Linked DNA regions of Homo sapiens: regions 2, 3, 4 and 5 are each linked to region 1. The links are chromatin loops, found by intact Hi-C in ENCODE. Cell type or tissue: heart left ventricle. All regions are shown on one strand. Links, peaks and the distances in the headings refer to the core of each region. The heading gives the core; the rest is flanking DNA.

Region 1 (6,517 bases), core at 947-4,946:
TAATCCAATCAAAAGATAGAGATTTTCACCAACAAACATATGAAAAGAAGCTCATCATCATAGGTCATTAGAGAAATGCAAACCAAAACCAAAATGAGATACCATATCACGCCAGTTAGAATGGTGATCATTAAAATGCCAGGAAATAACAGATGCTGGAGAGGATGTGGAGAAATAGGAATGCTTTTACACTGTTGGTGGGAGTGTAAATTAGTTCAACCATTGTGGAAGACAGTGTGGTGATTCCTCAAGGATCTAGAACCAGAAATACCATTTGATCCAGCAATCCCATTATACACCATGGAATACTATGCAGCCATAAAAAAGGATGAGTTCATGTCCTTTGCAGGCACATGGATGAAGCTGGAAACCATCATCCTCAGCAAACTAACACAGGAACAGAGAACCAAACACTGCATGTTCTCACTCATAAATAGGAGCTGAACAATGAGAACACATGGACACAGGGAATGGAACATCACACACCAGGGCCTGTCCAGGGGTGGGGTCAGGGGAGGGAGAGCATTAGGACAATACCTAATGCATGCAGGGCTTAAAACCTAGATGACAGGTTGATAGGTGCAGCAAACCACTGTGGCATATGTATACCTATGTAAAAACCTGCATGTTCTGCACATGTATCCCAGAACGTAAAGTAAAATTAAAATAAATAAATAAATACAAATCAATAAAAAGATAGAGATTTTCAGACTGGATAGATGAATATGATTCAACTATATGCTGTCTACAGGAGCCATGCCTTAATTCCAAAGAGATGAAGAGATTAAAAGTAAAAGAATAGAAAAGAGATATATCATGCAAACAACAACCATAAGAAAGCTGAAATGCCTATACTAGGCCCCATCTCAAAAAAAAAAAAAAAGCCCACCTCTCAACTGTGGCATTGGGGATTAAGTTTCCACACATGAACTTTGGGGGACACATTCAAACCATAATACCTTGGCTTTGGCAAAAGATTCTTAGCTATGAGACTATGAGCATGGGCAATAAAAGAAAAAAAAATAAAATGAACTTCATCAAAATTAAAAGCTTTTACCGAAAGACTGAAAGAAAATATTTGCAAATAATGTAAAGAACTTGTATCCAGAATATATAAAGAACTCTTACCACTCAATAATAAAAAGATAATTAGATTAAAAAGTAGGCAAAGATTCTAAATAGACATTTCTTCAAAGAAGTTACAGAAATGAGAGGTAGCCACATGAAAAGATGCTCAACATCATTAGTCATTTGGGAATTAAAACCACAGTGAGATGCCACTTTGCACCACTAGGATGACAGCCCTGCTGACAAGGTCCCCACTGTGGGAAGTGCCTCTGAGAGTTCAAAGAGGGTCTCATAAGTACTCACAAATAAGTCCACTTTAACTGGGTACTTTAAGGCTCTTCATAGAACTAGGCAGGCAATAAATTCAAGTGACAGGCATCCTGTACATTACTTGTCCCATTAGGAGGGTGAGTAGGGCTTTCTTATAGGGTGAAGCCTGTGGCTGTTTTCTTTTCTTTTCTTGCCTTTTTTTTTTTTTTTTTTTTTTTTTGAGATGGGATCTCACTCCGTCACCCAGGCTGGAGTGCAGGGGCACAATCTCGGCTCACTGCAACCTCCCCCTCCTGGGTTCAAGTGATTCTGGTGCCTCAGCCTCCCGAGTAGCTGGGACTACATGAGTGTACCACCACTCCTGGCTAATTTTTGTATTTTTAGTATAGATGGTATTTCACAGTATTGGTCAGGCTGGTCTCAAACTCCTGGCCTCAAGTGATCCACCCACCTTGGCCTCCCAAAATGCTGGGATTACAGGTGTGAGACACTACACCTGGCCTGTTTTCTTCTTCCTTAGGATAATTTCTCTTCCAGGAAACTCCTTCTAACTCCCTTCATACTATCCCTGGAGGAATGAATCTCTGACAGGCTTTACAACCATTTACCAGATATTCCCAGCACCTCTGAACCCCAGGACTGGCCATAGCTCCTGTTCCCTTCCAGCAGTTTCCTAAGCTCCAACACAATTACTTTCTGTCTTTCCTGATGTGTTCAATCAAACATATTTCAACTCTACTTAGAGACAAACTAAAACTCCTCCCACTCCATGGTCCCACATTACTGTTTGTTGTTTGTTTGTTTGTTTGTTTGTTTGTTGATATGGAGTCTTGCTCTGTTGTCCAGGCTGGAGTTCAGTGGCAGGATCGTGGCTCTCTGCAGCCTTGACCTCCTGGGCGCAAGAGATCCTCCCACCTCAACCTCCCAAGTAGCTGGGATGACAGGCCCATGCCACCATACCTGGCTAAATATATATATATATATTTATATATATCTCTACAAATATAGATGGGGTTTTTGCCAAATTGCCCACGCTGGCCTTGAACTTCTGGACTCAAGCGATCTGCCTGCCTCAGCCTCCCAAGTAGCTGGGACTACAGGCCCACACCACCACACCTAGCTAAATATTCAGACATATATATATAACATATATATTTATATTTATATATAAAATTATATATATATGGAGAGAGAGACAGGGTTTCACTAAGTTGCCCAGGCTGGTCTTGAGCTCCTGAACCCAAGCAATCTGCCTGCCTCAGCCTCCCAAAGTGCTCGGATTACAGGCATGAGCCACCATGCCTGGCCAGCAGCAGCTTTTATATGCATGATTATCTAATTTTATTCCTGCCTTTCCCAAGACGGCGTTACAATTTTTGTGGGTCCTGGAGAATTTTGCCTTCATGGACTTCTTCCTCCATAAAAATATTAAATGTTATAATTTAAAAATACTAAAATTGTGTTAAAAATTTGCATTGGCATAAAGATACTCATTTTTCTTGCACCTAAAATTTCATGTTTTCTTATATTTTAAAAGAAATTAAAACATCTTCATGGGATTCTAAAAATATTGTGGGCTTCGGGTACTGGGCCTTCTGTAACCATGAATTAAGTTGGCCCTGGTCTTTCTGTCTTTGTAACCGTAGTTCCCAGTCTGAGTACAATCAATATTCAATAAATTTTTGTTGAAGGAGGTTAATATTCTAGTCCAGCACACTCGAAAAGTTGTTTGACTATCAAATGGGAGAGGAGTTTCAGAAGCAATGTATAAACTGTGAGGTCTATGCAAATAAAATAAATTTGGGGCAGGGAAAGAGGTGTTAATTTGTGGAACAGAATTCAAGATTTCATCCAGAAGAGGAAGCACACCAGGCTGTGAGTATCGCTGATAGGGAAAGCAGCAGAACACCGAAGCAAATGTTTGCCTCCTTCAGTATTCTGCCAAGGCCTGGGCCTGCATGGTGCTCGCCCCTGGATTTGGACAGCTGTCAGGAAAATCAGCAGGAACCGGGAACAAACATATGTCGAGACACAGGCAACATCAGACTGTGAAAGCTGATCCGCCCGCCCAGCTCCACCAGATGGCAGTATGTCAACGGGGAGTCTGACGGAGCGTCTCCAATGGGCACCAATTAGATGACCTTGTGCTCATGCCAGAGCCGGGGAGCTGCTTGTTAAGATAATTGCTGATAATTTTTCTTCTCATTATCGAATGAGGATTTTTTTTTAATTAACAGCAAAGGATGCAAAATTGAGTATGTTATTGTACTCCTTGTCCACAATGAGGCTACAACCAAGATAGAGAGTTCAGACATGCAAAAAAAAAAAAACAAAACAAAACAAGAAAACCCAAAAAAACAAATAAACAAACAAAAAAGTAATGGATATTGATAATAGGTATTGATAGTCATTGTACACAAATTAATTCATCATCATCATCATCAATTACAAAATGCTACTGACGTTGAGTTTTCATTCAGCCGACCTTGGTGCATTTCTTCAAGTCTTGTAAATAGAAGTTAATTCATTGGTGGATGTAAATTGTGCAGACATGGTCTGTGATAATACTCACTCCAAGAGTCACCCAGGGCTGGAAAAGTGCTTCCGTGTCAGAGGCCACACCCTGCAGCCAAGCACAAGGTCCAGCCTTCCCTCAGCAGCTGAGGACTTGCAGACAATGCGTGCTTGCGTTCCAGCCACATCTTACTCACCCTGGAGGCTGCCAAGCAGCTATGAGAGCATGGGCCTTTCCATTAGGACACCTGTATTAGTTTCCTCAGGCTGCCATAACAACCTACCACAGATGGGGTGACAAACAACAGAACTTTATTTTCTCACAATTCTGGAGGCTGGAAGCCTGAGATCAAGGTGCCAGCAAGATTGGTTTCTTCTGAGACTTCTCTGTGTAGCATAGAGAGAGCCTCCATTCTGTGTCTTCGTGTGGTCTTCCTTCTGTGCTTGTCTGTAACCAATCTCCTCTTCCTATAATGACATCAGTCAGGTAAGATTGGGGTCCACCGTAATGACCTTATTTTAACTTAATTATTTTTATAAAACCCTATTTCCAAATAGAGTCACATTCTGAGATACTGGGGCTCGGGAGTTCAACACTAAATTTCGGAGGGACATAACTCAGTCCATAGGAGCACCCAAATTCTTGTCTTGGTTCCCCCACTTACTAGGTGGGTGAAATACTAACGTTAGGCAAGTCATTCACTGGGCCTCAGGCTTATTGGCTATAAAAACAAGGCTGTTGGATTATGTCATCTCTGTGGTCTAAAAATCTGTGATCACTACAATCAATACAAGGCTGAATTTTGCAAGACCAAGAGCAGGATGATTTCCAAGCCAGCCACAAAGGACAATTGTCTCCTTGCATGGATGTCAGCATGTATATGCACATACATGTTTCTATACACTCTTTAATCTGTAAAAACAGCTTTCATCGACTTACGAAGACCACCTTCCACACATGCCCATGCACTTAGTGCTTAAGGATAGTATCAGAACAAAGCATCATAAAAATGTATTTTCTCCAAGCAAGTTGGTCATTTTTCTTTTATTCCATCTTTGAAAGAAAACTGCAAGCAGAGAGTCTACTCCATTCTCTCTTTTGAGTCCTTGTCTATGTGGCTATTCTCTGCATGGATTTTCCACTTCTGCACTCACCCCTGCCCTATTTCCGCAGGACAAGCTGCTATACCAAGGCTCAACTCAAATGTCACCACCTCCATAAAACCTTCCCAACATTCCAGAAAGAGCTGTCTGCTCTTTTCACTACCTCCATAGCATATGGTATACTTTTCTATGATGATAAATAGAGCCAGACGGCAATGCTACCCAACCAGGCCTATGCAATTATTCTTCCTAAGTCTAATTTATTCACTTAGCAGGACTCCAGCAGCCACCATACTAAGCTTCACTGTTTAGGCTGACACAGTGTAACCAACCCAGACCTGGCCTCAGTAAGGAAGAGCCTTCAGTGATCACTCAGGGCTGCATGCTTTCTTGTCAGAGGCTAGCAGCGTATTATTTCTGAACATGCCAAGGAGATTAAAGGTAGGACAATATTCCCAAAGGCCCCTTCTGCCGAGAACACCGATGAGTAATGGGACCAGTACTACATTCGCTACCAGTCATCCAAGGAACAAAATGAAAAACACAGGGGTCTTATTCTACCCTCTTCCTGCTCTCTCCTCTCCCGCTGTGTACAGCAGATAGAGGTACCAAGAGAATAGCCAGAGACATAAAGCACACCCAGATACAAACCAGGCTACTCAATACACTCATCTTGGCTTTTTCTCTTGAGAGTCCTCCTCACCAGTCCTCCCCTCCAGTTGGAAATAGGCCCTACCAGTGGCTCACACCTGTAATCCCAGCACTTTGGGAGGCCAAGGTGAGTGGATGACTTGAGGTCAGGAGTTCAAGACCAGCCTGGCCGATATGGTGAAACCCCATCTCTACGAAAAATACAAAAATTAGCTGGGCATGGTGGCTCACCCCTGTAGTCCCAGCTACTTGAAGGGCTGAGGCAGGAGAACCTGGGAGGTGGAGGTTGCAATGAGCCGAGATCGCACCACTGTACTCTAGCCTGGACTACAGAGTGAGACTCTGTCTCAAAAAAAAGGAAAAGAAAAAGAAATAGGCCCTACCTCTGGGCTCCTTGTGGCCTTCACATTTCTCACAGAAGAGGCAGAGCCATGATTCAGCCAAGGTGTGTACATCTGTGAAAATTAGAGAAGGCCACACTGGAGCTCTGGAGGAGAGATGGAGGACTGTCTTCTAGCGTGGAAGACAAATTACCTGAACTTAAACACCGGAAGTCCAAGAACTAGGAGTAGAACATTCTCTAAGGGATTAACACTTGGCTAGCAACTAACTGTGTGACTGCAAGCAAAGCAAATCAGCAGCTTCTCTGGCTCTTTCATCTGCATAAAATAAGGGTTGAACTCCATGATCTGCAAGATATCTCCTCCAGCCATGGCAGCCTGATTCTACTAATCCATCCCAGGCAGGTTTTGCTGAAGAGAAATTTTCAAGAGAAAGGAGAGGGAAAGAGTGTTAGGGAATTACAGCCCAACAGCTTTCTCTTGATGAAAAGGGACCATTTAAATTCACAGCAAATTTTCCTACCAGCTGACTTGGAAAAGAAACATAGATGTGAAAACACATATTTATT
Region 2 (6,517 bases), core at 1,673-5,672, 220 kb after region 1:
ATAAAGTTCCTATGTCTCAGTTCTTATTCTTTATCATTTTATAAACATCTTGCTTTTTACATAGGTAAAAATTAGCACATTTGATTCTAAACGTGTTTATGGGAAATGAATCCTTTATTTTCAATATAAGGTTGGAATATGTTCTGAAGAGAAAACAAGTAAGAAAACTTAGTAAAATGTGTCAATAATAGATCATCAGTTGTATGCTGGGCAGCTCTAGTATAAATCAGTAGGTTATTCATACTGTCAATTGGCCAACTTGGTTGTTGCTTTTTAATATGTACCAATTCTGGGACATTCTGCAGTGACATACCTTCTCTTTTTCACTCTGATCTTAGAAATTTCTCTTAGATTTACAGATTCATTGTCTTTATGTTTATAGCTCTTTCTTCTCTTCAGATCTTGAAAGTTTATAATTGCAGTTGGCCATCATATCCTAGTATGACAGAGATGTTAACGTCTTCTACATTTTAAAAATCCAGACAAAATAATCTTTAACTTTCTGGCTTTTAGTTCTGGAATGAAATAGTTATTTTTAATCCTATATGTTAGAAATTCCAATGATCAATTTTATTTAGTCTGAAAGACACAGTTGCTTAAAAAACAATTTAGACATGTCAGTACTTTTACTGGGTCAGTACTATCATTACCATATAATGATATGTAATGTACAAAGGACAATTTTATGATCTCTTCTTTGAATTCCAGCCTTGTATATCCAACTGACTTCCCTGCATCTTCACTTGGATGCCTAATAACACCTCAATCATTGCAGCGTGCCAAGAACAGTCTTTCAGACCTGCTCTTTCTGCTGACTTCCCATCTTGGTAAATAGCAACTCTATCCTTTCAGTTCCCGAGGCCAGCCAAGAACCGTGGAGCATCTTGGGCATCTTTCTTTCTGTCAGTCCTCACATCCAGTCCATCAGCAGATTTTTTGGCTCCATCTTTAAAATAAATCCAGGATCTAACCATGCCCACCTGCTTCTCTGCTATCACCTTACACTAAAGCATTGTCTTTTGGGGAGGATTATTTCAATAGCCTTCTATATTTGGCACAGCAGCAAGAATGATTCTTTTCAAATGTAAGTCCAATCATGTCACTTTTTAAAAACTCTCCAGTTAGTTTTCATCTTATTCAGAGTAAAAGCCAGATTTCTGAAACTTCTCTACAAGGATTTACAGAGTGTACCCTTACCTTTCCGACCTCATCTTTCTTCTCTTCCCCTCAGACAGGGTGATCCAGCCACAGTAGCCTCTTTGTTTTCTGCCAGTATGCTCACCCCCTTCTCAGGGCCTTGGTACTTTTTGTTTCCTTTACTTAAAATGCTCCTCTAGGACAGCCACACACCTTGCTACCTCCTCTTTTAAAAGTACTGGCTCCAGTGCTATCTTCCCAGACTGCACCTTCCTTACATAAGATTGCAACTATAGTCACCAGCATTCCTCATCTCCCTCTCTTTGTTTTATTTCCCTCCATACCACTTAACACCATTCGGCATGCTAAATATTTTATTATTTATTTTCTTCCCCTCAACATCTAGAACAGTGATTGACACATAAAAACTACTCAATAAATATTTGTTTAATGAATAATAGATGAATGAGATGAATGGATGAATGAGTTTATATTTGAAGAAGAGATACAATTGGTTTTTAAAATGCTGTTTTACTATTTTGTTTTTATTAATCATTTTAAATTTGTTCTTATATGATAAGAATATATATTCCTTATGAGTATTTATTATAAAACAAATTATGTAACCATCCTGTTTAAGTCTCAATTTGGTACATTCAGTTGTAATGTGTAGTATAGGAGAGATAATATGCTGAGGAGAAAGGTGCTGGTGTGGTGTAGAATGGGTATGACCAGCTGGTGCAGTTAGCCTTGGTCTTGCTTTCCTTATCTTCACACTGAAAAGGAAGTACGGTTCCTAGATACCCTAGAATACTAGGTGACAGCTAATGTTCCTTCAAGCTAAGAAATTGTAGATGAACTATGAGTTCTGATTGAGGTTGTGATAAGGTGGAGAGGAACAGAGATATAACAGCACGGGGGAGGATAGGTTGTACCATGCCATATTCTTATTTTAGTCTACTTCCATGGAGCTTGAATAAGCTATTAATATCTGTAAAAATTAGTACAGATAATTGCTCATGTAATAGAAGTAGCTTGTTGAAACATCTTTATATTCCTGAGACACATTATGCTGAGTTATATATATATTTAAAAACAAATTCCTTTTTTACACTCTACTAAGATTTTATAATTTCTGCATCTGTGTTTGTTGGTGAAGTTAACCTGTGTGCTATACTTGTCCCACTAGCCTAAGTCTGGGGAATTTCTGCTCCCCTATCCCATTCTCCACCCCTTTTAAATAAATGCACTGGAATAGTTTGTGTAAATGGGAATTACCTGTTCTTTGAAGGGTTAGTAGAATTTTCCTGTTAAAACCTTTTGAAACTGGTTCCCAACTGGGGACTTAATCTTTGCCATCTTTACTTACCATTTCAACTTATGATTTGATTATTGCTCATTAGGTTCTTTTGTATCTCCTTAGATCAATTTTTATCATTTATATTTTCTTAAAAATTGTTCATTTAATTTAGCTTTTTAAATTCATGGGTTATAAGTTGTACACAAGATATTATTAAATCTTGGTCTTATCAAGGAACCAGCTTATGGTTTTACTGATCAACCAAATTTTTTTTTCTGTATTTTTCATACCATTAATTTCTAAGCATAAACTTTCCTTTTGTTTCTTGAATTGAAAGTTTAGTTTTTCTTATATTTTTTTTTCCAGAAAAGAGTTGAGAATAATGCGTATTGCCTACTAGGATTTGCCTCTCAAAAACTAGCTTCGTCATAAACCAACTTTGTCAAATATTAATATTACACAACATATACTACTTAATCTCTGCTTTAGAGAAATAGAATGCAACAGGTATTGTTAATGATTCATTTGTTTTTAGGTATTACTTTTTAGTAAGTGCATTTAAGTTTGGATATTTTCCTGTGAATAGTAGTTTGGCCAAATTCTACAGGTTTTGATTCATAAATGTCTTATGTTTAGTTTAGAGAAATTTAAATTTCACAAAAAAATAATTACTAGAAGGGGCTTTTTGTTTTAAGTAAAGCCACATGTAGTTTAAAATTCTGCAAATTTATTGTTACTGCACTTATTTTCCCTGTTGTATTATTCTGCAGTCCAAAAACAAAGGTTAATTCACATTTCACAAAATATTTTTCAGTAAGAAGCGGGGGGAATCTCTTGTAACACGCAAAGAAATGATGAGTTTGAGGCAGCGCTGTTCCTGCTGTGCTTTGTGTTGTACCGCCATCTAGTGTGTAGGGGGGGAAAAGGATATGTTTGATTTGTATTTTCTTTATCATCTGGTTATCTGAAGTTATCACTTGATGTGTTTCTTTTTATCCAATTTCATACAAAACATTAAGTTAAATTAACCTGAATGGTAGAGTTCAGGTTTTTGTATAAATAAGGAATAGGAAAAGTATGAATTTAATATCTGTGTCTCGAGCTTTCTATATGCAAGCTGCCTGCAAGGGACTTGAAAATGCTGTCATGGCTTTCTATCATTACATGCATTTCTGCCTTGATGCTGGGAAGGCGGAAAGAAGTAGTAAAGTTTGACCTGAGTGTAGGAATATTGAGGGGTAATAATGCAAACAATTTTAAAAGCCTGAAGTTTCATTTAAAAAGTAGTAATCAGAATTACAATAAAAATACAAGCCAATATTTATTGAATGTTTTGTCTGAGCCAGGCATTATATCAAATACTGTTTCCACATTGTCTCAATTACGCTCCACAACAATTTCAGGTACAGAAATTTAGGTAAAAAGAGTTTAAGAACTTACTCAAGTTCTTAAACCGTTTTGTGGACTGTATTTGAATCAAGGCGGCCTGACACTAGAGCCATTCTGCATGTTCTTTTGTATTGCTAGAAAAGAATAGACTGACTCAACTAATACTTTAACAAAAAGGAGTAAATGATGGTTCTAGAGTATCTCGCATCTTTAATGTAGTTGAAGGTTAAAAAGTATGATACATAATACTGCAGTGTAACCTTAAGTAATTTCCATTGTGATCTTAAGTAAATTCTTAATGTCTCTGGTCGTCAGTTTCCTCATTTGTAAAATAGAAACAAATATATCTATTCTAACTATATCATAAAGTATTATGGGAATTAAATGACATAATAATTGTGCAGTACATTTTAAAGGGCTTTAGAGAAAGGCAGAAGTTCTAGGGAAGCACTTAGGTAAAGTCAAATAATCATCTTTAAAATGTGGGAAGTCATACTTGTCCTGATGACCCAAGGACAGTGTTGTCAGGATTGAGGCAGTGGATACTGACTTCACCTGAGTACTTCCTATCAGTTAAGCCTTCATCATTAATAAAAATAAATTAATGAAAAGGTTATCTCTCCCCATTTTGTTAAGACACTTGCAGTTTGAAAAATTAACTTGTACATATTTTCAGTTTAAAAAAATCTTATACAGAAGTACTGTTACTACATGTGTAATCATTTGAAATAAAACCCATGCTAATTTTATTCTCACCCTGGCCACAAAGTTTAGTTTTCCTCAAAAGAAATAAAAATCTTAGCCTTACTTTTCTGCATGTTCTGCAGTATACTCCCTCTTATACAAGGAAATCATTGTCCTTTCAGGAGAGAATTTGAAATGAAATGTTCAGATAGTGAGTCATCAGTTCCACTGTCATCTAAGTACTGGATTTTCACTGTATCTCGTTTGAGATTATTCAGTCCAAGAATTAGATGTGTAAAAGTGGTTGGACTGTGAAAAAATATATCTATAGTGGAGTCAGCCATAATTTACAGGCAGTTTACTTATAGTATTGTTGAGTCTGAAACTGTGAAGAGTCTGAGATGTTTTCCTACTAGTAAGCTAACAAGTTGGCTTCCCACAACTACAGACACACTACACACATTCTCACTCTCTCTTTCTCTGTCTCTCTGTAGCCTCCCTTTCCCCCAGCAGAAACATCAAGTCTCTGGACCAGAAATTAAGCCCTTGTTTACTTGAAAAGTAACTTATGTTGGTTCCCTAGGCCCTGGTTCTCCATAAAGTGATATGGTGACAACCAGAGATATCCTGTGTTTACAAGTGGGATTTGGTACCACAAGAGAACTCTGCACTTATGAAACTTGAAGCTTATACAGGATAGCTGGCATTCCTGCCCATTCTCCTTTCTCGAGATGGAGAGAGAGAGAGACCTTTGCTCTGAAATGTAAACAAAATCTCTGGGAAAAAGAAGCAAGGATCTGTATTTCACAAACACTCTGGAATGTAAACATGGCTTGGGGGAGAGAGAAAACTTTTATCTCTAGAGGGCTCCATCTTTAGGGTTACTGGGTTAAGTTCAGTCCCTTAGCCCAGGTGCCAGTGCTCTTTGCTTAGAAAGCCCTGACCATGCTGAAATGTGAAAATATGTATGAAGCAGTTTCCTGACAAGTATATGTTCTTGAGTGAGCATCAGTAAGATGAGGGCTGTGATTCTGCTGTCGTGTTATTTGGTCTCATTTTCCATGTATTCTTCATATGATGGGCATCACAGTGAACTGATGGTGATTCTAGTGTTTAAAGATGAGCACATCGGTTACTTTATCAGATACTCAGCTGAGAAAACAGTGCTCTATTCCCATTCTGGGAAGAAAAACTCTTAGGTCTGTTAAGATGCTTGTAGGTCTCTAGCTTTTTCCTGGTAAATCTGAAGGGTAATTTTGCCTTTTATTGATTTTCGCCTTATGTGCTGGAATTAGAACTTATTTCACTTATTAACCATGTAAGATGTAATTCTGCTGTAGAATTATTCTTCCTCTTGGCGTCCTGAACTCAGTAGTTTTAAAGTAGTATTTTCAGTGTCAAATATTAGGAGGTTGAAGGTAGGGTGGGTGGACCACATAATATTATACAACAGAAATCATTTTTTTGTGTCTCCACGTCTGCTACACAGGCTGTGAGGTGAAAGAAAACTTGTTTACAAACCCCATAGGTATGACACATGAAATTGCAGCCATTATAGAACTACAAAAGATGAATAAAAGAAAAGAACTCTTTCCGTGTTCCATTTGCAATCCGTTGATTAGGCTTTGGTGAATGGTTTCTTCTGTGGGTGGGTGGTATATTTTTACCCTGCTCTATGCTACTGATTTCCATTCTCCATATGGAGAAAGAACTTTTCTGAACATTTGAAGACTTGCTGAATAGAGTTGTATTTTTAAAGATCCTAACAACACTAATTGTAATTGGTTTCCATGGTGATAGAAAAGTGAACTCAATACAGGAAAAATAACTCCAAAGATAGATTTGGAAGAAATTTAGAAATGTGGGATTTGGAAATCCTGTTTGCCATTTCTAATAGATGAAGGACTGAAATATTATTAAATTGAGAAGTGAAAATTATTTAAATCACTGAGTTGCTGTCATAAATTTCTACAGGCAAATATAGTTCAGTCCTTCATAGTGTATAGT
Region 3 (6,517 bases), core at 1,609-5,608, 380 kb after region 1:
ATCTCTGAGGTTAAGTGGGGTGCAGGCCCAAGCTCTGTGACCCCAGAGCCTGCAGTTCTTACCACTGTTAGACTGTATGCCCACTGTGTATCCTCAAAGATCATGAATCCCTAACGTAGTTGTGCCTGCGAGGCTAGGGCACTGTGTTGTTGTTGATTTGCAGGGAACACAACTCCTCACATTAGTCAGGTTAGGCTAGGGTTATGCTGTAGTAACACAACCAAAATCTCAATGCCTTAGACATGAAAAGAGGTGTTTTTCCTGCTCAAGGCAAGCCTGCTGCAGGTCCAGGCAACTGTCCTGGGTAACAGTCCTCTGAGCAGCCATTGGCATCCCTTACCCCCATCACCTAAGACTGAACTCCTAGGATGGTGAGGCAAGGGAGGAGAACACTGGAGGAGCTTGCAGGGATAGTTAAAATGTGGTCCAGAAGTCACACATGTCGTTCCTGCTCACAACTCATCAGATAGAATGAGTCTGAAGGCCATGCCAGTACAAGCAAGGTGCGAGTTAAAGGCAGTAGACCCCCTGTCTGGAAGGAGAGCAGAGCTGGGAGCAGTGCACAGCATGGACATCTACCTCCCACTCCACTCTCGACTCAGGTTCTCCCATGACATCTGTCACTGACAAGGGCAGCAGCATGCGGAAGAAGAGTGCTCTAGCTTCCTGAAGCAGAGAGCGACAATTATAGCCCCCAAGACAAGCTCAAGGACTGGCAGTTTATAGGGCAAAAGAAATTGAGGGGCAGCATAGGTTGCCAGATGAGGTGTCACTCTTGAGACCTCATAATGGTAGCAGAAGGTTGGTCCTGCATCCACAAGCTTCTAACCATATATTGGAGAAGAAGAAGCTTCTGGAAATAAAGAGAGGGTGTGTCTTGTTCCAGCTGCAGAGATATGGAAGATATGCAAAGGGGCGGGGGGCTCCATGAATGCTGCTGGAAGTCAAGTACAGCCACCCTCCCTCTGCCTTGTACTGCCGCCTCATCAGCCTCCTTGTCCTCCCGTAAACATGCCAAGTCCACTTCCACCTCAGCCTTCGTGCTGACTGACACTCCTCCCCCTGGGGTGCATAGGCCCCAGGTATCTATGTGGTTCGCTCCCGCACTTCAAGTCTTTGCTCAAACACCACCCCCTTAGAGAAGACTTTCCTTGACCATCCTATCTCATGTAGCATGTCACTACTCTTACCCCATTACTTGCTTTATGTTATTTATTTTTTATCTATAGTTTCTCTGGAATGTGAACTCCAAGAGGACAAGAGCTTTGTCTTGCTCATTTAAATCCTAGTGCCTGAAATAACACTATAGCATAATATGTGCACCAACCTTTCCTGAAGGAGTGAGCTGATGGGTCCCTAGTATCCATGTGCAGGTGTGACTTTCAGCTCCACATGGATTACTCACTGTGTGCCACTGGGCAGAGCGTTTAACCTTTGTATGCCTTGGTTTCATCTACAAACTGATGGGTCGTGAGAAATAAATGAGTTAACAGATGCAAAAACTCACAACAACTGGCACTATAGTAAGCATAGTTCATTACTGCTGTTAAAAACATTGCTATACCGTTGCCCAGAATAAGACACGAAAAAACTTAAGCTATTTATATGATAGTTCTTGTAAAAGGCAGGGGCTGGGAACCCCTTTGTACTGGGTGTTGAAATATAACAGGACATCTTACTTCAGTAGCAAGGATGAATCCCATCATTTGTTTGGTTTACTTTCATATGTTACAAGCACCGGGACTACTGGTGTTGGTTGCTGGTCACAGAAGCAAAGACAAGTAGGCTTACATGATCTAAAATTCAACTGCCAGATGACTAAACACTGGTAGAAGTAGTCATAAAAGGAGAGCAGTTTTGAGCAGTGCTTGGAAAGTAGGGAAGGGGGTTACTTGCAGGAGAGGAAGGGTGATGTTCTAGGTGTCTGGGAAAGACTTTCTTCCCGTACTCACATCTACCCTACAAAGCATCTTAGGGTGTGGAACTGAGAAGGTGTAATGGGAACTCTCTTCCAGGCCGTAGCAACTTCGGAAGAGAAGGAACAATGAAGGTTTGGATCGTTTTCAACAAGCATGTAGAATCTATGTACTAAGAGATAGTAAAATCTAGGAAAACTTGAGTTCCTGAATGATCTGCTTCTCTAAGTTACGTGAGTTTTAGAGAAGACAACAGTGATGTTACCTACACCCTATAAAGTTACTGGACTCCCAATACCCCATATGCCCTTGAATCCCAGGAGCCACAATAACCCTCTGAAAGGAGTGGCCATGACGGAATTTCACAGTTGCCTGGTCCTGCAATAGAGACGCCCCCCTTCCTGGGTGTTCCTCTCGGTACCACTTTGCAAGTATTTTACTTTGATTATGGTGGGAGATGGTTCTGTTCCTGCCAGTGTTTTGTAATTATTAGGTTCCTAAAGGCTATACTGGCTCTCTTATTTTTACGACCCTTCTCCTAAAAAGCTAAAACATGCAGGAGTAGCTTCCTTGAGGCTAGGAAAAAGTATCCAACATTGGACTCAAAAAATACTTTGCTACACTAATCACAGATGTAGGTTCCAGAACAATGTCCTCTCCCACTCTTGGGTCATCTCCTTGGCTTTCTGGTATGATTGCCTCTTGCAACGAGTGGCACCTTTGGTTCCCCACCTTAGAGAATGTGACTGACTGCTAGTCCAAAGCCATCCATATTGTCCAGTGAGGCACCTGACGAGCTCCTTTGGCACCTCTCGAGCTCCTCAGCAGCACATGCAGCTAACCTATAACTCATGTGGCAGTGAAAGAGAGGAGGCTTGGGAGGGAAAGGAAAAGCATGAGAGCCAGCCCAAGTATATGCAGGGCTCACAGAAGAAAAGGACTTAGGCTTGTTCTGATGGACCTTAAGCGGTGGAAGCGATCAGAGATGGGTGACCATCAAGCAAAGGTGGTGTTGGGGGATGGAGACACGGAATGGGTAATTGGAGCAAACCTGGAAGTCCCTCCCAACCCTGAGGTTGTGTGATGTTTGTGGAGCCGTAAGGAGATGTCCTGTGCCGCCTGGAGGGGAGCTGCCTGCCCAGCTGCCCAGTGCACGCAACTCCTCCCCTCTGGGGCACCGTTCTCCCCTCTCGCTCCTCTTGGCACCTGCCCCTCCGAAGACTTCCGGGAGCCTTAAATTAAATCCAAATGGTTCAGTTTGGCCTGTGAGATCTGCCTCTCTGATTTCATCTCCTCTTCCAGGTTCCTGTGCAAGCTGTGCCCTCTGCCTTGAGTGCTTTTCCTAGCCAGGCAAGGCTGCTCCTCCTCCCTGTCTTGCGTCAGAGGCCTGCCTTGATGACCCAGTTTGGTGTAGTCACTTGATCACATCACCCTCTTCATTTTCCAAACAGAACTTCTCATTCAGAAGTATTTTTACTTATTGGTTTATCTATTAATTGTCTCTATCCCTTCGCTAGCTCATAAGCTCCATGAGAGCTTGACACATGGCATGCACTCACCTATGTTTGCTTATTAAATACATACACACATACATAAAGCTAAGAAAGGAAGGGGTTGCTGGAAACAGTCACTTTAACAAACTTTATTATTTTGCCTAAACTCAGCCTTTGGAAAGGAAAGGAATGTCCTTTGTAACCACAAGGAGTCCCTTCATGTGTGGAGACTCAACATGCCTACTGCATAGAAATTGGTATTTTTAAGAAGCCACCAGATGGTGCTAGTGACACGCTTTTTACTCACCAGTGTTCCTGTTGATTGGAAAGATTCACTGAGCTTCCTGGTAAGATAGATATGGGATGGAATAGGTGACTCGGTGTGATTCTTCCTCATCTCTTGATCCCACTTTTACAAAGGTAGTTTTAAGGGCAGTGACCAGGCAGCAAATGCTGGACGCTGATCAGGATAGCTGATACGCTGCTTTTTTTTTTTTTTTTTTTTTTTTTTTTTTTTTGGAAGTTGCCCTGAAAAAAAGAAGGGTAAGATGAACAGGTTGGATAAAAATCAGAAGAACTCAAGCGGTGGTTTGCTTTCATTATGGGAGTCCATGATTTCTAAGGATGATTTCATGCTTTTAAATTCTCAAGTGTTGTTTATTGCCATTTTTAGAAAATGGTAGGAAGCATCTAGACCCTGGCTTTTTAGTTTCAGATGCTAAGTCCAGGCAGGGCTTCAGAGCCCCAGCAGAGTTTCCAAACCTGGAGGCTTCCGCGTCCCACACAGAGCTTTTCAAAAATACAGACTCCCAGGCTTGCGCCACCAAACCGTCGTCTCTTCGTGGGCCCTGGAACCTGTATTGCCAACAGAATTTCCCAGGTGATTCCATTTCATCTGCACATTAGGAGCCACTGTTCCTGGGGAAGATTGATCCCTCCAGTCTCCCTTCTAGGACCTGCCACTTCTGCTCACTGGTTCTGGGCTTGAACGTGGCCCCAGTCAGAATCATCCAAGTTTCACTTCATGGAACTTCAGTGTTAATGGGAATCTCTCCAACCCCACCCCTCCCCGAGAAGGTGGCATGATCTCATAGGTTTACAAAATAAGGGATTAAACTGGTTTGCTTTGAACTGCATCATTTCTTAGATATCCACACGACACCATAGTACTTTCTCAGAGGAAGTATACAGCAGGGATCCCATAGTACTTTCTCAGAGGAAGTATACAGCAGGGATCAAGGAACACTTTATTCACAGAGCAACTCTTCAGAACAATTTCAGGGGGCAGGCACAGTGGCTCACACCTATAATCCCCACACATTGAGAGGCCGAGGTGGGTGGATCACCTGAGGTCTGGAGTTCGAGACCAGCCTGACCAACATGGGAAACCCTGTCTCTACTAAAAATATAAAAATTAGCCATGCATGATGGAGGGTGCCTGTAATCCCAGCTACTCAGGAGGCAGAGGCAGGAGAATTGCTTGAACCTGGGAGGAGGAGGTTGCAGTGAGCCAAGATAGTGCCATTGCACTCCAGCCTGTGTGACAAGAGCGAAACTCCATCTAAAAAACAAAACAAACAAAAAACAAAACATTTCAGGATACATCATTTAGTTAAAAATAACCTGGACTAAGTGTCAGAAATTTTTGGTTTTAGTCATAGCTTCTTTATTAAGAACTATGTGACTCTTCTATTTATACCTGCTGGATTCCACATGGAATTGAGGAAGCTGACCATGTGACCTTGGTAAGTTACTTCTTTTCAAAGCCTCTACCGCTCTATCTGTAAAATGGGGATAGAAACTGTGTCATGACTCCCACAGGGCTGTTGAGGGACGCATCAAGTAACCTACGAGAAAATGCTCTGAGAAGAGTGAAATACCGCACAGTGGAAGGTAAGGCCATGGCCAGTGGGATGTGAGAATTAGTCCAAAGTGCCATAGAATTGAAGATTTTCACACCATCACAGCTGCCATCTGTAGCACAGCTTTTCTGTAATGAAAATAATGCAAGTAATTAGTTTTAAAAGTCAAATCGAATCACAAGGCTTATGATAAAACAGCAGTTCCCATTTCTCACTTTCTATTGCTCAGAGACAAACTTTTCAAACTCTTTTGGATGTTTCTTCTGGTATTTACCACCCTATGTCTAGACAATATGCTAGTTCTAGATTTTTCCGTGTTAGACGATCTGTACCGACTTCCTAATAAGGAGGAAGAGGATAACACTCTTCACTAATGCAGGCCACTGCCCTCCGCAGCCCGCCAACACACACAGGCTTCCCCATCCCCATTTTCCTATGCTAGTTAGTCCAGAACCCTTTAATCAATAGTATTTGTTGTGTGCCAGTTCCTCCATCCTCAGCCTCTGCTGTGGAAGTGTACATTTCCGCCCAATATCGGGGATCTGTTTCTTCGTGTTCTTTTTCTTAGAGGCAGGTAAGAGAGCTCTCTCCTGGAGTGCTTGCTGATGCTTCACCCTCCTGCCAAATCTAGAGTAGCTCTTCTCTGGGCCTGAGTCACAGCTGGTATAACTGTGGGGTTCCCTTTTCCTCTCTGGAGAGGAATCCCTGGTTTCCTGGATCCCATTTTCCTCTGTCTTATGCCATTCTCTCTTTATAGTGGGAAAAGGTGCAAGGGAAGTAATTTTTGTAACCTTTCATGTCTGAACATACCTTTTTACCCCGCTGGTCTTATATTCTTTGATGGTTTGGCTTAATACAGAATCCTAGTCTGAAAATCATTTTCCCGCATAATTTTGATGATACTCCTTTTTGTCTTCTGCAGCAAATCTAGCTGTGGAGAAGTCTGATGCCATTCTGTTTCTTGATCCTCACATGTGAACTATTTTCCCTTTGGAAACTCTTAAATCTCTTTTTTCCTGGTGTTTCTGTGTTTTAATGATGATGTTTCTTTGCGTGGGTCTTTTTGCACTAATAGTGCTGGGCAGTGGCCCCTTCAATCGGTCTCCAGTTTGGGGATTTACAGAATTCTTTCCTTGGTATTTTCTTCTCAGCCTTCTGAACATCAGCTTAATTGGATGCTGGAACCTCGTGGGCCACTGAACCTATATTGATCCTCAATTTCTCTTATCCTTTCTTTCCTTTTGTC
Region 4 (6,517 bases), core at 1,120-5,119, 450 kb after region 1:
AAGGAGAATCCCTTGAACCTGGGAGGCGGAGGTTGCAGTGAGCCAAGATCGTGCCACTGCACTCCAGCCTGTGCAACAGAGTGAGTCCATCTCAAAAAAAAAAAAAAAAGAATTAATTAAACTAAGACCATTAGGGTGAGTCCTAATCCAATCTGACTGGTATCCTCATAAGAAGAGGAACTACTTTGAGGACACTAGGAGAAGGCAGCTGTCTCCCAGCCGAGCAGAGGCCTCAGGAGAAACCAACTTTGTTGACAACCTTGATCTTGGACTCCTAACTTCCAGGGCTGTGGGAAATCAATTTCTACTTGAGCCACCCCGTCAGTGATGTTTTGTTATGGCAGCCCTAACAAACGAAGACATTAACCACGCATCTCTGCCTCTCAGAAGAGCCTCATATCCCAGGCTGTGGCATCTGGATTTTCTTCTGCAGATTGAAAGCAAGTATTAAGAATTTCTGAGTTGGGGAGAATTATGAAAATCATTGTGAAGATTTCCCTGGGGGTTGTCTGTGTATGATTCATTCATTTATTCATTTCAGTGAAGACTTATGGAGCACGTGCTTTGTGACCTCTGCAATGACAGGGACCCTGTTTGTCTTGTTCACCTCTGGGTGCCCCTTAGCAGTGCTAAGCACAGCATCTGCTACATAGGAGATGATCAATAAATATTTGTCAAATGAAAGAAAGGATATGGGGTAGGTTCTGCACTTAGAGAAAAATGACAAGACAAATACAGAACTTGCCTTCAAGGAGCTGAGAGTGTGGTGAGGCTGGTAGTCAGTTTGTGGTTAGTTTAGGTGGAGCTGAGATTATTGTGCAGTGCCACCCAACAGAACTTTTGCAATGAAGAAAATGCCTGATATCTTGTCTGTATAATGTGGCATTGTGGCTACTGCCTAGGTGTAATGTGGCTACTGTGAATAGGAAAGGGAATTTTAAATTTTAATTAATTTGCATTTAAGTAGGCACTATGGCTGGCAGCTACTGTATTGCACAGTCTAGGATTGGAGGCAGGGAGAGCGTTCGTGGGCTGGGCCCTAGTGCTGGCCTGAGGTGATAAGGCTGCAACAAGGCAAAGGAAGAAAGAGCCTTGGGACGGGTAGTGGGTTGCACAGTCTGGCGGCAACAGTGCCACCCCCTGGGATCATGTATGAAATGCGGAATCTCAGGCTCCACCCTCCACCTGCTCAAAGAGAATTTGCCTTTTAACAAGCTCTCCAGGTGACTATGCACACTGGGGCTTGGAAGAGCATGATGTAGAAGATGTGGCTGAGAAAGGGTCAACAGGAGCCCAAAGGAGAAGAGGAATGAAACTGGATGGCTTGGAGCTGAGCTGGGCTAAGCTCCCCTGAATCTCCAGAGGCACTGAGATCCCCTCCTCTGTGGACACCTTGACCCCTCCGCTTCCCTCTGATAGAGCGCCGATCACATGTGTTGGGGGTTCTGTGACCTGTCTCTCTCCTCTACCTGCAATCTACAAGTTCCTTAAGGGTGTAAACCTTGTTTTTTAAAACCCAAGTAAATGTTTATTGAATGCGTGCATGCCTGATGTCAGGAATGAGAAAATTAGCAGGAGTAGGTGACTGGGACGGGAGAGCTGCTGAGTTTGATTCTAGACATGCTGCATGCATGTCTAACTGAAGGTTGGTGAGAACTCCACTAATTGCAACTCCACTAATTGCAACTCCACAAAAAGTGGCAACTCCACTAATTGCCTAAGTGGAGTTGTCTGAGAAGAGGCAGGAATGGATGTCTGGTGATGACGGGGGAGTTGAGGATGGGGTGGAGATTTTGGAATGTCATCCGCAGAGAGGAGAAGACTGAAACTCTGAGAAATAATTTAGGTATCTGGAGGAGGGTGGAGAGAGAAGGAGAAGAGGCAAGAGCTGGGAACTATGCTCAGATCTGGGACAGAGGGAGAAGGATACAGAACAGGAGATAGAGGAGTGATCAGGATGGCTGGAGGTCAGCAAGGCTGGGGTGGCAGAATGACCTGGAAAGGAAGAGTGGCAAGAAAATTGAGTGGCCAGTGTGCCGGCGTCCCTCGTTAATAGAATATTTCTTTCATAGTATTTATCCCATGAAACCTGTGTGCAACACAGCAGAGGTCCAAAGTAGGTAAGTACAGATCCAGAAAAGTCATGGAAAATAGGGCCAATGGGAAAAAAAACCCCTAATCATTGACCAGGCCATCAAGCTGTCATTAGTGACTTTGCAGGATGTGTTAAAGAGGCCTCCTATTCATCTCACAACTCAAAACAGACATGCTCTCTGGGAAAGTGGCCTGATATTCATGTTGATGCCTTGACTTCTCCCAGTGCATAAGCTTCCCACTTGTCATTGGATGATCCCAAATTCACTGTTCCTTTAATGCCATTGAATTCTGACCATAGGGAGCACCAATGGTAGCTTCAGCTTCCCTGAAACAAGCTTCCCGTTCCTGAATTTCCTCTCACTCTTGAGTCCAGGCCCAGGTGCCTGAGAGAGGCATTTGCCACAGCTGGCCATACAGTTGACTTTATCGAGTCAACATCTGTTTCTAGAGGGCACAGCACTTAGCCCCAGGACTCAGCTTGGTGCCCAGCGCTGAGCTTCCAGTTATTGCACCGCTAGGGGCAAATGATGTTTTTCTTCCTATCCAGTGAAGTGGGCTCCTATTTGGCAAGGAAAGAAAATGAACAACTTTAATTCCTTCCTAACTTTTTTCATAACAACTCTCTTAATTCTGTTTTGTGGAAAACTCCATAGACATGCTGACCAGCAAGCACCTGCCCTGCCCCGGTGTGGTTTCCACAAGGGGGGCAACAGCACCATCTAGTGTTTGAAAGAGATTTCACACTAGGTAGAACACATGTATTTACTTACCTTGATCTTTAGTTTTTGTTTTATTAAGGTAATATATTGGCCGGGCACGGTGGCTCACTCCTGTAATCCCAGCACTTTGGGAGGTCGAGGCGGGCGGATCACGAGGTCAAGAGATCGAGACCATCCTGGCCAACCAACCCCGTCTCTACTAAAAATACACAAAATAGCTGGGCGTAGTGGCACATGCCTGTAGTCCCAGCTACTCGGGAGGCTGAGGCAGGAGAATCGCTTGAACCCGGGAGGTGGAGGTTGCAGTGAGCCGAGATCGTGCCACTGCACTCCAGCCTGGGTGACAGAGCGAGACTCCGTGTCAAAAAAAAAAAAGTGATATATGAAAGTAATATATTTGAAGCATCACATTTTTCTAAATAATTTGAAACAAAAGCAGTTGGGTTTCCTCTTTGACCATCTTCCAATCTGCAGAGGTCATCACTTTCATTTCTTTTGGCTATTTTTTCCCTTTGGTTTTTGTCTGTAAATGACACCCTTCTAGTAATACTTATAGATGCTTCCATCTTCAGAGACGACCTATGAACTTTCTACCACTGAAGATGGAAACGTGGCTCCCTTTCCTCCCCTGAACCCACCACGTGCTCACATACTTCCCATTTCTCGTCCAGCAAGGGAGCTGTGTCACAATTTTGGTTGGATGAATACTCAGTTTTAATATTTTTATGTCTATAAAGTTCTGTTTGTATGTAGCTGATCCATGCAGCAAACCAGATTGCTTTGTCTTTCCTGCACAACTCTTTTTCTTCTCTGGAGGGACTAATTAATTGTCTTGGTTTGGTTTGTGTAGTTGTGTTTGCTCTCATCGCCAATTTCTTTTTTCTTTTTTGGGGGGATGGAGTCTCGCTCTGTCACCCAGGCTGGAGTGCGATGGTGCGATCTTGGCTCACTGCAACCTCTGCCTCTTGGATTCAAGCAATTCTCCTGTCTCAGCTTCCTGAATAGCTGAGATTACAGGTGTGCGTTACGCGCCACCATGCCTGGTTAATTTTTGTATTTTGGATAGAGACAGGGTTTCCTCATGTTGGCCAGGCTGGTCTCAAACTCCTGACCTCAAGTGATTTGCCTTCTTCAGCTTCCCAAAGTGCTGAGATTACAGGCATGAGCCACCATGCCTGGCCTCATCACCAATTTCAATGCAAAAATTTCCACCTACCATTTCAATCTCCTCTCAAGATGTCCAGATGCACCAGAAGTCCTACTGATTCCATCTGGAGAAATCTCCCTGGTGCCTTCTGCTCCCTTTGGTCTGGCCTGGTTGCCCTCTCTGCCTAGCGCACAGCTGGCTTCCTGGCATCTCTGTTTGCTTTGCCTCACTCCCATATTGCATCCCCTGTTTCCTGAATCCCATGCGTGTTTCTTTCTTGGTTCACTCTCTTACTTTTTAGGAAGAACACGTCCTACCATTGCTTCCTAGGAAAGAGAGTGGGCAAGGTACAATTTTGAGATTCTGCATATCTGAGAATATCTCTATTCTATTCAATTGACAACTTGGGCAGGTGTAGAATTCTAAATGGGAAATTATTTTTCTTCGGTATGTTAGAGGGATTTCTTCTTCTTCCACATTTCAATTATATTGTTAGAAGCCCGAAGCAAGTTTCATTCCTGATCCTTTTGCGGGTCCTCTTTTTCCTTTCTGGAAACTAGCCAGATCTTCTCTTAGTGAGTAGTGGTGTGAAATTTCACAACGATGTGCCTTGGTGTGGGACTGTTTTCATCCACTGTACGGAACACTGGGTAGCCCTTTTAATCATCGCCTTTCCTTCTGGGTGAGTTTCTTGCGATGCCTCTTTGAGGATTTCCTCCTTCCTATTTTCTCTGTTTTCTCCTGGAATTCCTCTCACTTAGGTGTCAGATCTCAGAAGCCTCTCATTTCCTCATCTTTTTTCTCTACTTTCGTCTCTTTGTATTTTTGCAGTATGTTCTAGTAGATCTCCTCAACTTTTTTCTTTCAACCCTTCCATTGAGATTTTTATTTTTCTATCATATTTTAATTTCCGAGGGCTCCCCTTTTTTCTATTCCCTGAAGGATTTTTGGAGCATCCTCTTTATTTGAAGCGTTCTTCTCCCTGTACAGACCCTGTTTCCTCCAAGATGCCTTTTCATGCTTGTGTTTTTGCTCTGTCTTTCCTCAGATGCCTGGTAACCGGGCAAGAGGAGGCTCTGGGCCTGTGAACTTGACATCTGTCGGGTTCCCTGTAGGGTGTTCTGGCAGGCCATTTTGTTACAGGAACACTTGGTATCAGATTTTGCTTGCGGGAAAGTCAGATTCCTCAGGAAGAGCTCTTTCAATCTCCTGCTTGGAGGACTGAGTCCTGACCACCAGCCTTCTGAAACCAAGTTGAAGGAGAGAGCTGGGAGTCTTGACATCTAGTATGGATATGTTTACTTAGTCATCCTTTGAGGGGGTCTGATAAGCCCATCCTTAATGGTTCTGTGTGTTTTTCAGTCAAGAGACCCTTTGTTTTCCACTTTTGAGAGAACAAATCTCCAGGCTTCTGCCAGGAAGGGCTGGGAGAAGTCTCTTTTTTGGGCAGAGTCCGGGAGGGGAACAGGAGGTCTAACTAGGGTGCTTCCTGAATGGACTCTCAACCCATCTCCCCCTTCTTTTGGCTGCTTCCTTCACCCCCCACTTCCAGGGGTAGATAGGGTCATAGACATCTAAACCTTTTGGGAGTCTGAAGTGTCAATTGCACTGGTTCTTGGTTTGTTTTTTTTCTTGCACAAGTGTAGAATGCATCTGCTTTCTGGGTTTCAAGAAAGTTGCTATTGTTTCCTCTCCAGTTCTTGTCACCCTTCAGGGTTTATGCTTTTTTAAAAAAGCTGTTGTTTTATTGGGATTTTGGATGGGAGCAAAAGTAGAAGCATTTCTTTAACTTGCCATCTTTATGCTGAAGTCATTCATTCATTTTTAATCACCCATTCTGTAAACATTCTTGACCTTCTCCTATGCAGTAAGCTCTCCGGTAGATTCTGATGTGCACTGATGAAAAAGGCTGTGTTTACTGCCCCCATAGGCATATGTATTTTATGTGGTATCAGATAAATAAATAGCTATACAAGCTTAAATCTCAAGGGGACACTGCTAATGGTGATGGTTGGGTGTCTCCATGAGGGTCATCTGTCTTCCAAGAGACCCCGGAAGGTGATGTAGCTTAGACCATTTGCCGAGGTGCTCTTACAAGTTTAGACACCTAATTTCAAGCACAGCCATCTCCCGAGAACGCCCATCTCCACCGACTGAAGTTCAGCCTCCTGATATCTAGATGAAAATGTGAATTCGTTAATTAGCTGTGTGACTGTGCTGGGAGCCAAAATACACAAGATGGCACGATCAGCACATCTCTCCCTACAGGGGGGCTGGACAGGAAGCCAAATCTTGATTGAAGCATGGCTGGGTGAGTCTGGAATCCAACAAGGGCGTGAATTGTAGATGCCTTATGGCCATTTTTCGTGGCTCCTGAACAAGAAGTAAGGGCATGTTCACTGGACTGGACTGTGGGAGCCTGCTGAATGAGGCTTACCCTTCCTGGAAAGTGCCTGATTCATAGCCCTGCTGAGGCCTTTTTTTCCTTCGGGTACATCAGGTCACATTGGGGGAAGACACAAAGGAATTGGACTTTTTCTAGATGGGGTCAGAC
Region 5 (6,517 bases), core at 1,361-5,360, 100 kb after region 1:
TAAACTCCTATGTACCCCCCACTTAGTTTCAGAAGTCTTTAATATGTGACCAATTTTGTTTTATCCAAAGCCACTCCTACCACCCATGATTATTTCAAAGCCAATCCCTGACATCATATCATCTGTTGCTATTTCAGTGCACATCTCTAAAAGATCAGGATTCTTTTTTTAAAGTAATGGTTACATTTTTTTTAGCATTACTTGTTTTCATTGGAGTATAATATTATACTCCAATAAAAATAGCATTATACTCCAGTAAAAATAAATACTTTATTGGAATATGATGAAATTCATGTCTTAAGTGTACAGTGTGAAAAGTTTTGACAAATATATATGTTTAAGTAATCCATACCCCAATCAAGTTAGAGAACAATTCCATCTGCAACTGGAAGAGATCTATGCAGGCCTGACCCTTGTGGAAGAGAGAGGGAAGTAAAAGAGAAGTTTTCTCAGGCTGGTAGCGGAAAGAGAAGTCAGAGAGATTGGAGGCATGAGAAGGACTGGTCATGCATTGCTGTCTCCAAGATAGGAAGGGGACATGTGATGCCAGTGTCTAAGCAGAGAGTGGCCCTGGTCTGACAGCCAGCAAGGGACCTTCATCCTACAACTGCAAGGAAGTGAATTTAGCCAACAACCCGCATGAACTTGGAAGGAAATTTTTCCCCCCAGCCTTCAGATGAGAGTCAATCTTGGCTGACACCTTTTTTTTTATGGCCTTGTAAGATCACTAGTTAATATCATTAACATCATTACTGATCTCATCAAGCTATCAAGTTCCTAGTATCAAATACAAATTCTCCAGAATCTGACTTTTACTTGAAAGTTCAAATTTTATCATTTTCAACAATAACGCCAGTTGTTTTCCTTGAAATGACTGGCTCACTTCATTTTTTAAGGAAATATCATCATTTGAGTAACCCTAATTTGTCTACCATTCTTTCAAATAGAAATAATATGCCATGAAAAGTGGGGCTAGATGAACTCATCTTCTAGTTCAGTCACTCAGGTGCTTTTCTTGGAGACAGCCCTCTGTTGTATAAAGTGTAAAGTGCTTTATGCCTGTTTCCTAGTTCATCACCCAGAATATCTGTCTAACTGATACGTAGATAATCTGTAGCTACACTAATGTCACCCGTGAGTGTGGTTCTCAAACTCTATGGGACCAAGATTAATACAAAGGATGTTTATTAGGATAATACTGGTATCAACACCTGTGGGAAGGAAGAAATGGGAACAGAGAAGTGAGTAGAGGGAGAAGTTGAGTGTGATGCAGTCTCTTTTTTTTTTTTTTTTTTTTTTTTTTTGAGTCCGTCTCACTTTGTCACCTAGGCTGGAATGCAGTGGTGCAATCATGACTTCACTGCAGCCTTAACCTCCTGGGCTCAGGTGATCCTCCCACCTCAGCCTCCTTAGAAGTTGGGACTACAGGTGTGTACCATCAGGCCTGGCTAATTTTTGTATTTTTTATGGAGATGGGGCTTCTCAATGTTGCCCAGGCTGGTCTTGAACTCCTGGGCTCAAGTGATTCGCCTGCTTCTGCCTCCCAAAGTGCTAGGATTACCGGCATGAGAGGCAGTCTTAAGAAAGGCCTTAGCTGACTCTAGGGAATTCTGAATTGGGATGGCCCTTCAAAGTTGTCTTCAGTTGGGATGACTGACAAACCTTTATACAGTATCCCATTAGGTGTACTACTTTTATAGTTGGCCTCTGATTTTCTTAAGTGGTTGTGTAATGTTTTGTCCACAGTTGACAGTTTTTGTAAGATGTCGGAGAGCTAGAATCCATTGAAGAACTAGAATTTGTTGGAGAAATACAAGCTACTCCACTGTTACTGGAACCAGGACTTCCCTAGGTTTTTTAAAAATTTAAAGTTGTATATAATTTGTTTGCCGGTCACACATCATACTTACATTTGAGAATGTTGAAGATATTCCAAGCATTTTGCATTTTCTTTGGAAATACACTAACTTCCTTGTTAGTGTATTTAACAAAAAAGTGCGTCTGTACTGAGATTTCATCTGTAATCAGAAAACAAAATTATTAGCCACATGTTTAATAGCTGTCAAAAATAGGGCAGGATGTCTCAATAGAAAACCGTAACAATAACAAACAGTAAATATTTGCACAAGAAACACAAAGTATGTGCTATGTAAAAATGAAAAATTACTTTTTAAATTTAAATTTTCTACTTTTTGAGATGGCGTCTTACTCTGTTGCCCAGGCTGGAGTGCACTGGTGTGGTCTGGGCTCACAGCAGCCTCTGCTATCCAGGTTCAAGCGATTCTCCTGCTCAGCCTCCCGAGTAGCTGGGATTACAGGCACCCACCACCATGGCCGGCTAATTTTTGTATTTTTAGTAGAGATGGGGTTTCACCATGTTGGCCAGGCTGGTCTCGAACTCCTGACCTCAAGTGATCCGCCCACCTTGGCCTCCCAAAGTGATGAGATGACAGGTGTGAGCCACCGTGCCTGGCCAAAATGATTACTTTATGGTATTGGATAATATATTAAATTTTGGGCTCTTTTTTATGGATTTTTATATTTTACAAGTTAACCAGTTATTGATTTGATGTATGATGTTTGATATGGTTCCTGTTGAAATAATTTAGCTCAAAGATATTTTAAAAAGTTTTACTCTCAGGCACATACTTATTGTGAAATATTATACATGAGAAATAATATTTTAAAAATATATTCTAGTTTAATTTGATGTCACTAATATAGCTTGGAGAAGACACAATGCCTATACTAAACTTGTTTGCTTTTTCCATATTTAACAAAATATTGTGAGATATTTTATAACCAAATTTTAAAAAAGTAAGTAGAATAAAACAGTAAATATGTTATGGAATATAATTGCATCATTGTATGTTTCTGCTTGTATTCTCACTGTAAACTCAAATGAGAGAGATTAGGGAGAGGAAAGACAAATGCTTCCTGACTTTTATCCACGTCCAAAAACAACTACTTTTTTCAATAACATCTGAAACATTTCCTCAAAGACATGGATGGTGGATTTGGGAAACAAGTAATTTCTTTTAAAGTAGATTTTATTAAATAATTTGGATTGGCCAAGCAGTATAATGTTAAACTTTAGGTTTTTCTCAACCTGTATGTTACAGTAATTATTTCTTTTACAAGAGTGCCACCCAATGTCCCAATTCTTCAGTAGCATATAACTTCGTTTTTCATTTAGCAGCTTAAAAATATATTAAGGCTGCGCACAATGGTTCGTGCTTGTAATCAGCACTTTGGGAGGCCGAGACAGGCAGATCGCTTGTGCCCAGGAGTTTGAGACCAGCCTGGGCAACATGGCAAAACCTTGTCTCTATAAAAATTACAAAAATTAGCCAGGTGTGGTGGCATGCCTGTGGTCCCAGCTACTAGGGAGACTGAGGTGGGCAGATCACTTGAGTCGGAGAAGGTTGAGGCTGCAGTGAGGGGATCGCGCCACTCTACTGCAGCTTGGGTGAGTGAGACCCTGCCTCCCACCCCCAAAAAAATTGTTGCTTGGAATTGGGCCATATTAATGTTATGCATATATATATCTTAATATTCAGACTGTTCTACCAAAAGTGATGCAAGTGAAAATCCTTAAGTAATTGGATTTTTAAAAACATTGATTCATTTTAAGGGATTCAGATATATCGTGGTTTTCCTGTGGCCCCTAGCCTAGTCGATAGCCTCTCCACTACGCTACCTTTTGTGTTCTTAGAGCTCTATAGACTTTTCAGCCTTAAATTTGCAGTTAAGGCAGCATTGGGATTGCACAGTAGTGGTGATAGTGGTGGTATAGACTTAACATAGTGTAAAAACGATATGAATTAGCTCTTTGATAATTGGTAGCATTTGATAATTGAGCGAGTAGTAAAAAGTTTAATTAGGGGAAAAAGTTTTTTCAAAGGTTCACTAATTAATATAAACATAACTTCCAGAAAATTATTTAAATAATATAATTTGTATATATTTTTTCAAATATTTCAAATATTTACATGTGACCTCTGCCTTAATTATAAATAAATTGCATCTGTTTATACAAATTCCCTTTGGTTTTCTGTCAGTACACACTTTATAAGTATGTGAGGTTAGTAAGTTAATGAAGACTAATGTTTTGCAATAATGCCCAAGTTAAGCCAAAAGAATAGTATAATTAAAAGCCTATATTTGACAAAAGCAAGTTCAGTTAAGATAATTGTATTCTTTAAAATACAGAGTTTAGATTTTTGTAAATCCAGAAACTTGTCCAGGTGGTACAGCATTCTGTAAAAAACATAAGGCTTAAATTTTAACTTTTTTCCCCTTGTTCTGCGTCCTAGGGTAAGTGATGTAATAACTCACAACCTTATGTGAATTGGGCATAGCCAAATGTACCTTCATAGGTGGTTGTGACTATTTAATAAAATTACGTGTATTATTTAATGGAGTTTATTGCCAATTTTGTTATCTTTTTTTACATTTAATTTTACTTTTAAGTTCTGGGATACATGTGCAGGACATGCAGGTTTGTTATGTAGGTAAACGTATGCCATGGTGGTATCCTGCACCTGTCAACCCATCACCTAGGTATTAAGCCTGCATGCATTAGCTACTTATCTTGATGCTCTCCCTTCCCCCACTTCCCCAACAAGCCCCAGTGTGTGATGTTTCTCTCCCTGTGTCCATGTGTTGTCATCATTCAGCTCCCACTTAATAGTGAGAACATGTGGTATTTGATTTTCTGTTTCTGTGTTGGTTTGCTGAGGATAATGGCCTCCAGCTCCATCTATGTCCCTGCAAAGGACATGATCTCTTTCCTTTTTATGGCTACATGGTATTCCAATTTTGTTATCTTTTAAATGGGTTAAAAATAGTTAATTTTGTTGTCTTTTAAAAGGAAGAATCAATTTTGTTACCTTTTAAAAGGACTAACTTTTGGTTTTGTTGATTTTACTCTTATTTTTTTCTGTTCTCCATTTCTTTCTGCTCTGATACCTTTACTATTTTTATCTGCTTGCTTTGAATTTAGTTTGTTCTTTTACCAGTTTTTAAATTTTAGGTTATTGATGTGAAATCTTTCTACTTTTTAAAATACAGGCATTTACAGCTATACATTTCCTCTAAGTGTGGCTTTCATTACATCTCATTAGTTTTGGTGATTGTGTTTTTGTTTTCATTTGTCTCAAAGTATTTTCCTATTTCCCATCTGAATTCTTTTTTGACCTATTATTTAGGAGTGAGTTTAATTTCCACTTACTTGTATATCTCTCAGATCTCCTTGTTATTAATCTCTAATTTTGTTCCATTGTTTTTAGAGAGCGTAGTTTGTGTGATTTCAGTCCTTTTAAATGTATCAAGATTGGTTTTATGACCTACCACATGTTCTATCCTAAAATGTTCCATGTGCACTTGAGAAGAATGTATATATTATTGTTGTTGGGTAAAATACCCTGTAGGTGTCTGTTAGGTCAGGTTGATTTACAGTGCTGTTCAGGTCTCTATTCCTTGTTGACCATTTAATTATTTTATCCAATACTGAAAGTGGGATACATGTCTCTATTATTGTTGCATTGTCTATTTGTCCTCTGAAATCTGTCAGTTTTGTTTCATGTATTTTGGGTGTCTGTTGTTGGATGTCTGCTACAAATTTACCTCTATCATTCTAAAGTATCCCTTGTCTCTAGTAACAGTTTTTTTCTTAAAGTCTTATTTTGTTAGATGTTAGTGTAGCCATTTTCATCTCTCCTTTTGGTATTGTTTTCATGAAATAGCTTTTCCATCCTTTCACTTTCAACCTATTCATGTCTTTATATTTAAAGTGTGTTTCTTGTAGAAAGCATATATTTGGATCATGTTTAGTTCAGTTTTTTTTTTTTTAAACTGTCAATGTAATGTTTAATTGGAATATTTAGTCTTTGTACATTTAATGTGGTTACTGATAAGATAGGATTTATTTCTGCCATTTTGCCATTTGTTTTCTATGTCTTACGTAATTTTTTCCCATTTTTCCTCCGTTATGGCATTCTTTTTTGTTAGATATTTTCCAGTGCATAATTTTAATTTCCTTATCTTGTATTTTAGTATATTTTTTGAGTTATTTTGTTAGTGGTTGCCCTGGGGATTATAATTAACAATTGAAAATTTAATTTATAACACTCTAGTTTGAATTAATACTCACTTAATTTCAATAGTATATAAAAACTTTGTTCCCATATAGTGCCTTCCCTTCCCCTTCCTTTGTACTGTTATTTCATACAAATTATTCTTTATACATCATGTACCCGTTAACCAAATTTATGATTTGCTCTGTGCAACAGTCTTTTAAATTAGGTAGAAGAAGAAAAGAAAAATAAAATATAAGCAAAAATACATTTATACTGTCATTCATACTTACCTATGTAGTTAGCTTTACCTGTGCTTTTTATTTCTTCATCTGCATTTGAGTTAATCTAGTGTTCTTTTATTTCAGTCTGAAGGACTCCCTTTATTATTTCTTGTGGGGCAGATTTTCTAACTACAAATTCTCTTAGTCTCTGTTTAT

Evidence for each region. A loop is a pair of places that touch in the nucleus more often than their neighbours do. Peaks named below come from ENCODE experiments on the same cell type or tissue, not always from the same donor. Only the 100,000 strongest peaks of a DNase experiment are listed, where the experiment ranks them.
Region 2: a loop joins it to region 1, with 21 times the contacts of the local background. A loop is called at or near these places in 103 of 110 quality-filtered maps.
Region 3: it touches region 1 in a loop (3-fold over the local background); 12 of 110 quality-filtered maps call a loop at or near these places.
Region 4: it touches region 1 in a loop (7-fold over the local background); 32 of 110 quality-filtered maps call a loop at or near these places.
Region 5: it touches region 1 in a loop (4-fold over the local background); 53 of 110 quality-filtered maps call a loop at or near these places.

The regions. Positions count from the first base shown.
Region 1 is chr11:129,328,900-129,335,416 of GRCh38, reverse strand. It overlaps LOC105369572 (a long non-coding RNA gene), which reads left to right and starts at 4,202. Exons shown (of 3, transcript XR_948175.2): 1 at 4,202-4,339. In heart left ventricle, for the core only: CTCF peaks have their summits at 3,216 and 3,417 (motif pointing right); a DNase peak (open chromatin) is centred at 3,416.
Region 2 is chr11:129,114,608-129,121,124 of GRCh38, reverse strand. All of the region lies in intron 5 of ARHGAP32 (Rho GTPase activating protein 32), which reads left to right. Among named protein-coding and RNA genes, the nearest start is that of ARHGAP32, 74 kb to the left of the region's middle. In heart left ventricle, for the core only: CTCF peaks have their summits at 3,130 and 3,330 (motif pointing left); no DNase peak of the experiment used is centred there.
Region 3 is chr11:128,953,813-128,960,329 of GRCh38, reverse strand. No RefSeq gene overlaps it. Among named protein-coding and RNA genes, the nearest start is that of TP53AIP1, 14 kb to the right of the region's middle. In heart left ventricle, for the core only: a CTCF peak has its summit at 3,676 (motif pointing right); no DNase peak of the experiment used is centred there; H3K27me3 peaks cover 888 bases.
Region 4 is chr11:128,881,194-128,887,710 of GRCh38, reverse strand. No RefSeq gene overlaps it. Among named protein-coding and RNA genes, the nearest start is that of KCNJ5, 6.9 kb to the left of the region's middle. In heart left ventricle, for the core only: CTCF peaks have their summits at 1,137 and 2,820 (motif pointing left); a DNase peak (open chromatin) is centred at 2,787.
Region 5 is chr11:129,226,811-129,233,327 of GRCh38, reverse strand. It overlaps a transcript of ARHGAP32 not described here. Among named protein-coding and RNA genes, the nearest start is that of ARHGAP32, 38 kb to the right of the region's middle. In heart left ventricle, for the core only: CTCF peaks have their summits at 2,957 and 3,160; no DNase peak of the experiment used is centred there.